Linked DNA regions of Homo sapiens: region 2 is linked to region 1. A link is a loop called in an ENCODE intact Hi-C map of the cell type or tissue named here. Cell type or tissue: PC-9. All regions are shown on one strand.

What was found. Hi-C counts contacts between places; a loop is a spot of excess contacts. Peaks named below come from ENCODE experiments on the same cell type or tissue, not always from the same donor. Only the 100,000 strongest peaks of a DNase experiment are listed, where the experiment ranks them.
Region 2: a loop joins it to region 1, with 1.9 times the contacts of the local background. A loop is called at or near these places in 36 of 110 quality-filtered maps.

The regions. Positions count from the first base shown.
Region 1 is chr7:44,182,720-44,186,719 of GRCh38, forward strand. All of the region lies in intron 1 of GCK (glucokinase), which reads right to left. It overlaps LOC105375257 (a long non-coding RNA gene), which reads left to right. Exons shown (of 3, transcript XR_927221.3): 2 at 583-741; 3 at 1,265-1,434. Among named protein-coding and RNA genes, the nearest start is that of GCK, 4.7 kb to the right of the region's middle. RefSeq lists enhancers at 1,245-1,782, 1,783-2,318. In PC-9, no CTCF peak of the experiment used is centred here; a DNase peak (open chromatin) is centred at 1,952; H3K4me3 peaks cover 299 bases; H3K27ac peaks cover 1,139 bases.
Region 2 is chr7:44,128,962-44,132,961 of GRCh38, forward strand. No RefSeq gene overlaps it. Among named protein-coding and RNA genes, the nearest start is that of POLD2, 7.4 kb to the left of the region's middle. In PC-9, a CTCF peak has its summit at 2,316 (motif pointing right); a DNase peak (open chromatin) is centred at 2,350.

The DNA of each region.
Region 1 (4,000 bases):
TACAATCACATGCAGAAGTGGGCATTGTAGTTCATCCCTCTGTTTCTCCAATTGTAAGTTTTCCCTGAAGCTGTGCCTGGATGGAGAGAGCTTAAAGTGGAAAGCAGTAGGTCTGAGCAGTCAAGGGGTGGACTGTAGTGCCTGCTGTTGGCACCTCACTGGCTGACTGGCCTGCACACCCAGCCTTTAGCCGCAGTGAGCAGCAGCTGCAGACTGCTCACAGCTACACCCTTCTCCTGAGAGTTTCCTGGAAATGCCTGGAAGATCTTCCCTCCCCACTGGCCCTCAGCTGGTGGCTTTGATACAGGTACAATAGGCTGGCCCCTCTCCCAGGAGGGACAACCCTGTGATATTCTTCATGCATCAGAGCCCTTGTGGAACCAGACTGAGGCGGACTTAAGCTGGACCTGCCTTTTTGACTGGCTTCTTACCTCTCGTTTTCTGTCCCCCCAACTTCCTTATAGCTTCTGCTGACAGCGCTCCCGCAAACACCATTTTCCAAGAATTCCAATCTCAGGCTCTACTTCTTGGGAACCTGACCTAAAACAGATACAAATCATGTTTTCCCTTCCTACTGTGCAGGCTGGCAGCAGACAAACGATGCAGGCAGGCAGTGAGACTCAGATTGGGTCCTCCTGTCGGAACAGCTGGGATATGATGTCCATGCCCTCTCCCAGGACCCAGGTGGAACTTGAATACTGATTCATCATACTCACTTTTCATTTGGAGAGTGAATTTTGGGTAAATGACTTTGCAATCCATGAAAGTGAATACTCAGAACGTTTTCAGGTAGCAGAGGATCCCTGTACTTCCAAGACAGAGTGTTCATTGAGATCAGCCTCACAGCCGTGCCCTCTGGATCACAGCCCAGGAGCATGGAAAATCCCACTTCTTGGCCTCTCCAGCACTCCCCTTTCCTACTTGTTTATTGGCTGGGCTGATAGTTGCTGGTTGTCTACAACAAAGATCCCACTGGGGGGGCTAATACTCAGGTATTGCCAGGTAAGGAATGCTGTGAATATCACTCCAGGTCACAAGTGCTTGTGTTAGGGGACTCCTGGGACTACGAAGGGTTTGGTAAGAGTAATCTGTGTTGAATCTAGCCTCATTTCCTTTTTCTTTCTTTTATAGTTTTTAATTTTTTGGTAATAGAGAACTTCGAAGTAAGTAAAGGAGATAGTATAATAAACCCTGATGTACTCACTGCCTGATATCAATAATTGCAACCTTAATTCATTCCAGTATATTTTTACATGTGTTTCAGACTGAAATAAAGGGAGATGTTCAGCCTCAGGTGTAGAAGCAGTGAGACAATTTCCCACCACGGAGGAAGATGAAGAGCAGGAGAGGAGAGGCTGGCGGCTCCCAGGAGCAGATCACCTGCCCCCACTGCAAGGCCCCCGTGTGCTCAATAAACTGACCCTTGCGCAGAGACTAAGGCTCACTTATTGGAAACTATTATTGTTACAGTTACTAAGTAATTAACAAGTGATGCATAGGGCTGGTCAGTTATGTGACTATACGTGCGCGTGTGTGCACGCACGAGTGCATGTTTAGTTCATTACAGAAACACCATCATTTCTTTGTAATCAGCTGAAATCACCACTCATTAGTGGGCCTCTCGTGGGCTATAACTGATTTTACAGCCACCTGTCATTTCTTTTTTCTTTACAACTTTGTGCGTTTGTGTTTTTCATGGCATGCTCAGGGTACACTATGTTCTGCACGCAAGCAGGGGGCTGCACGGGCTCCAGCTCCCCTTCTCAGGCACGTCCCTCTCGATGTAATGTGTAGGATGGAACTTCTTCCCATGCGCTCTGTGAAGGGGCCCCGCAGCTCCCCAGCTGGACAGCTGCTCTGGAGACTTTGGCAGGGCTGGGCACCTGTGGAGCCTGAGGCCAGACCCAGGGAGCCACACTGTGGGAACCACAGGGCACCTGGAACATAGGTTTAATCCGGGCCTGTCTGTGAGTAATAGTGTCACAGTGGGAGGGCAGGAGGCAGGGTGAGTCAGTGGCTCCTGGAAAGGGATCTGTCATGACTCACATGGCGTTTCTTCCCTCATCCTTCTATCCTTCTACTTGCAGGACTTTCCTACAATTCTGTCTGTGCTGGTTCACGGTTATGTAGCATCAGGATGGGGCTCCCTCTTTGCTCAGGCCAGCAAAAGAGAGACAGAAAGAGAGAGAGAGATTGAGAGAGTGAGAAAAACAGATATACACACACACACACACAGAAAAAGAAACAAAGCGAAATACAGAAAGATAGACACAGAGAGAGAGTGAGAAAAACAGATACACACACACACACACAGAGAAAAAGAAACAAAGCGAAATACAGAAAGGTAGACACAGAGAGAGAGAGAGACAGAGTGACAGAGACAGAGAGAGAATACTACAGACAGACACACAGAGAGACAATGAGACAGAGAGAGAGGGGGAGAAAGAGACAGAAAGAGAGAGATACAGAGAAGTTCACACAGCTGTGAGGGGGCTAAAGGAGGAAGTGTCCACTCCTGAGAAGGGAAGGGAAGAGAAAGGCAGAAGGAGGGGCTGGGCCAGGTGTCCCAACACAGGGATAGGAGCACACAGGGGACATGCCTGGGCTGCCTCCAAAGGCCTGGCTCAGCTGAGGAATGACAGACTCCACAAGGGGCTTCCCACATCAGATGGGCCAGAATGTTCCCCTGGAGGTCACTAAACAGGGGCTCAAATCTCTCTTGCCTTGGGGTGGCTTCAAGGCAGAGGCCAGGGGCACTTTGTGCCTCTCTCCATCTGTCCCCTCTCCTCCTGGGGGTCTTGCTGTGGGCAGGTGCAGGTGTGGGCCTAGCTGCATCAGTCAGAGGGGCTCACGCTGGGGCTTCTGTGGCCCACTGATCCCCTGGATCTCACTAATGATGTCCCCTTTGGCTTGCTCCTGCCCTGGGGCTTCCTAGACATAGCTACTCCTTCTGAGGGGTCCTCATCCCCAGAGGCCTGGGCACAGGCAGCAGAGTGCTTCTCCTGGGGACAGCCCCCACTCTTGTCACCTCCCAGCCTGGCCCAGCCTCCTGTCCTGGCTACAGCAGGGGCACTGGGGTTGTGACACGGCATATGATGGATGGCCCAGCCCTGGTCCCACAGATGCAGCCCCAGCCCTCACCCCCACACCAGCTGCCTGCCCACAGCGTGCCCATTCCCTGAAGTCAGGGACCTGTCACTGCTCCGCTAGGCCTTGGCGCTGCCTGCTCCTCCCACACGGGCCCCTCCTCCCAGCACACCTGCTTGGGGGCCACCTGGAGCTTTGCACTCTGCACACCTGTCTCAGAGCAGGTGCCATGGCAGTATGGGGGGGCATCTCTCCTGCTGGGGCCCAGGACAATTCCTGCCAGGGATGTGGGTAAGCATGATGGAGTGCACCTTATTCCATCCTCATTCCACTTCTGAGCCTGCTCCTTCAATGGGGCAAAGGTGTCCAGGGCAGCTGGAGGGAGGAAGGTCAGTTCCTCCCGGCATGCCCTCCTGGTGTTACAGATTGAATTGTGTCCCCCCAGATTCATATGTCAAAGCCCTAACCCCAGTGTGATGGTATCTGGAGATGAGACCTTTGGGAGATAATTAGGTTTAGATGAGGTAAGGAGGGGGAGCCCCCATCATAGGATTAGCATTCTTATAAGAAGAGACACCAGAGAGCTTGTTTTCACTCTCTCTCCACGATGTGAGGACACAGCAAGAAGGTGGCGGTCTGCAAGTCAGGAAGAGAGCCCTCCCTGCAACCTGACCATGCTGGCATCTGATCTTGGACGTCCAGCCTCTAGAATAGTGAGAAATAGATTTCTGTTGTTTCTAAGCCATCAGTGGATGGTATTCTCTTATGGCAGTCTAAGCTGACCAATACACCTGAATCTCATCTTTCCAGGCTCCTTCCTGAAAAAAGGTCACCAAATCTATCAGGCAAAGTTAACCAGATTTACTCATCTGTCCTTAGTGAGGTGAGAGTGAAAATATAGACCAAAAGGTCC
Region 2 (4,000 bases), 54 kb before region 1:
AGCTGGGAGGGGTGGGGCTGAAGTACCTTGGCAGATGGAAGGTTAGAGGCTGCTCCAGACACCTGGGATGGTAGAGACAGATCAACGAGTCCCAAGGAAAAAGACAGTGAAGGGTTGACAGTGTGTTGGCAGCAGGAGGGAGGGGGGCAGCTAGGAGAGGGGCCAGAAAGAGGAGGTCTTCTCTCTCCATGCACACACATGCATATGCACACACGTGCATATGCACACACACACATGCATGCACACACACCCCCACATGCACATACACACACAGACACCTGCTACATACACACCCCCAACCTCTCACCTGCCACACCACCTTCTATGCCACACACTTGTGTCCACGCCCCCACAGGCATGGCAGCAGACAGCAGGCCAAGGAGAGGCTCCTTCTCACTGCATCTGGCCTCTGCTGTGCACTGCCTCGGGTCAGCAGGGCGGGCCCCATGCCAATGGCCTTTGGTGGGAGACACACCTTGCTACCCAGAGAGAAACCTCTGGGCATGACCTGCTGTAGTTGGCAAACTCCTCGGCCCCACAGCATCTATAAAGGCTCTCAGCCTTCAGTCTCCACAGGTCTGGAGGTTTGTCATGTGCCTTCATTCACTCATGAGATATTGCCAGAGCATCTGCTCTGTGCCAGGGACAGAGTTGTTCCTATCTTTGTGTTTGCTTACAGAAAGCCATAGCATGAGAGTGAGCAGGTGGGCCAGGCAAGGAGGAATGTTGCCCAGACTTGCACTGGGGGATGGCTTCCTAGAGGAGGTGACTCTGGACTGAGGCCTGAAGCCCGTGGAGGTCAGGGAGGGGCTGGGGGCAAGGGGGCCAGAATGCTGGGACAGCAACTCCCCTCACACAACCATAGCAGCAAAGCCTGGAGGGGCCAGGGTAGGAGGTTCTTGGGGAGGCCACAGCCCTGACAGCCTGGCCAGAGCTGCTCTCCTTTTAGCCTGGACTGAGCTCGACTTGACCTCAGCACCCAGCACCCTCCACTCAGAAGGGCTGGTCTCAAGGTAACTCCCACTGAGACTCACAGGCACTCAGGGACCAGTGAACAGTGAGTCTGGTGGGGTGGGCCTCTGTTTCTTGTAACAAAGGGTCAAAATGAAGAAAGGAATCCCAGTTTTTGGTTAACTTTTCTTAAAACTTTGTCAATGCTACTGTTTGTCTTCATCAGAACATGGGCTAAGATGAGGTACCACTCATCTATTGCTGCAAAACAAACCTGTCAAATCTTACTGGCTCAAAAAATGCAGCGGTTTCTTATTTCTCAGATGCTGTGGGCTGAGCCAGTGGCTCTTTGTCCCTTCTTGCCTGACCTTGGAAGTGGTCATTTGACTGGGTCTGGAGGTCCATCAGAGTCTCCTTCCCAGGGGTCCAGCCTCAGCCGGGGTGGTGCCAGGCCAGGCCTGTCTCTCCAAGTGATCTTTTATCCTGGGCTTTGTCTTATGGATGTCGCGTGGTGGCATTCAGGTTCCAGGAAAGTGAGAACTACAAGGCTGAGGTCAACAAACCACAGGCCAGCCCAGATCTGGGGAGTAGAGAAACAGCCTCATCCTCGTGATGGGAGGATCTCCACATTAAATGATACACAGAACTCTTTTTTCTGAGATGGAGTCTTACTCTGTCCCCCAAGCTGGAGTGCAGCAGTGCAATCTCAGCTCACTGCAACCTCTGCCTCCCAGGCTCAAGCGATTTTCCGGTCTCAGCCTCCTGAGTAGCTGGGATTACAGGCACCCGCCACCACGCCCAGATAATTTTTGTATTTTTAGTAGAGATGGGGTTTCCCTATGTTGACCAGGGTGGTCTCTAGCTCCTGACCTCAGGTGATCTGCCCGCTTCAGCCTCCCGAAGTGCTGGGATTACAGCCATGAGCCACCTTGCCTGGCACTGAATTCTTGAAGTATCCTGTGATGACTCCCCAGTGGTGTGCACACAGGGCTGTGGCTTTCAGGGGCTCTGCAACCCTGGGAGAATGAGGCCATCTGGGGTACCAGCCCACCCCCAAGTCCATCTGCACATTTGATCGAGGGCTGCAGGGTCACTGCCCTGTGGGTATGCCCAGTGGTTCTGAGTTAAATCAGCTTTGCAAGGGGCTTGCTCTGGGCTGACCTCAGAAGAGGAGGCTGGGAAGGTTGGGTTGGTGCTATCAAGAGGTTGGGTAATTCAGACATCTTCATTTTAAGCTCCTGGATATGTGTGGGACACAGAAACTTCCAGGTGCAAGGACTCAGGTTGCCCATGGGCTCTCCAGGCTGTGTGCAGCCAGTTGATTCTCCTGGAGAGGGAGCCCCAGACCCACAGCCTTGCTGCCTTGTGCTCTGCTCTGAGGTCTGTCTGCACAAAGGTCAATAACAGGCTCAAACCCAGCTCCACCACCTCCCAGCTGTGTGTAACCTTGGACAGCTTGCTTAACCACGTGGGGCCAATACTCATACTGTATTGGTTGGGGTTAGGTTCTGTTGTGAGCATGAAAGACTTCAAACAACAGCAGCTTCCATCAGGTGGAGTTTGTTCTCTTCGTGTAGCATTCGATGGGAGGTAGAGGTGATGTGTGATGCCCCCATATGTCAGAGACGCAGCCAGACCCAGCTCACGGCTCCCCCACCCTGTGGCTGTGGCCCTCATCTTCATAGCCCCAGGAGGCTGTGTGCCAGCTAGGTGTTAGCCAGCGGGTTGGAGGGAGGCACAAACATCTGTCTCTTAAGGAGAAAACTGCCACCACACCTAGTCATACCTGCCAGTGAGGGAGGCAGAAAGTGTAGTCTTTATTCTGAGGCCAGGGGTGTAACTACAGACTCAGTCATCACGGAGCGTGAGAGGGCACCGGACTGCCACGTGTGCACTGTGCCCAGCAGCTGAGTGCCTGGGGCAGAGGAGCTCAATGACCATCAGGTGCTGTCAATATCCCGTCCAGCCCTGCTTCACAGACAGGAAACCGAGTCCCAGACAGGCACACAGAGAGGGAGACTGGGCCTACTCCTTGACCTTGGCCAAGGCCTCCCCCAGCTGTCCTATCCCTACACCTCCACACCCCCAGCTTTTCCATCTAGAAGATTCTAGAAGGTTCACTGCAAAGGAAGAGGTGAGTGTGTGCAGACCTACCTATTCCTTATGTTTCTCCAGCTTAACCAGGCCTCTGCACTCTTGTGCAGGAATATCAGAACATGGGGGAGTCCAGGTTCAGGCTGGGGCCTCTCTCAGCCTGTCAGGGAGGGTCAGGACTGAGGTGGGCTGTGGGCCAGCACGCGCCCATCAGTCCCTGACAGTTACACTGGACAGCTAAGCTGGAGAAGCATGTGGGTCACATATTTCTCATGCCAGGGCAGAAATTTAAGAGCCTGTCTTTAACCTTATCAGTGGTGTTAACTCAGCTAAAGAAAGAATATGCAGAGAGAGAGGGCTGGCAGGCTGGGGCACAGCAGGAACTGGGGCCCAGGTTGGGGGCTCAAGAGGTTGCAGGATAAGATCAGAAAATACAACACAAAGCTGGGCACAGTAATCCCAGCACTTTGGGAGGCTGAGACGAGAGGATCCCTTGAGGTCAGTTCAAGACCAGTCTGGACAACATAGCAGGACCCCCTTGAACTCTACGAAAAAGAGCGAAAACACAACACAACAGGGTCCCGACCCATGCCAACCAGGAGGGAGCCTTTGGGCAGCAGCCCTTGCTGCGCACCTGGGCCAACTTGGCCAGCACTCTCTGTGGGAGAGGCCACTCACCCCCATGCCCTCCCTGGGCAAGGCTGAGGCTCTTGAGGGGTGGAACATCAGGCATGTTGGGGACATAATCGAAAACAAAAATCTCCTGCCAATGCAGAAAACCTTTCCACAAAAGAAGAGAAAGAAAAATTTAATTATTGAATAGGCATTAAACAGATTGCGATGCTCATCACAGATAATCTGCTAATAAATTACAAAGGCAGAAAGAAGTCTCACGCTTGTATATAACCAGGTGCAACCCATCCCGTACACGTTCTCAAGGGAAACGTCACAGGTG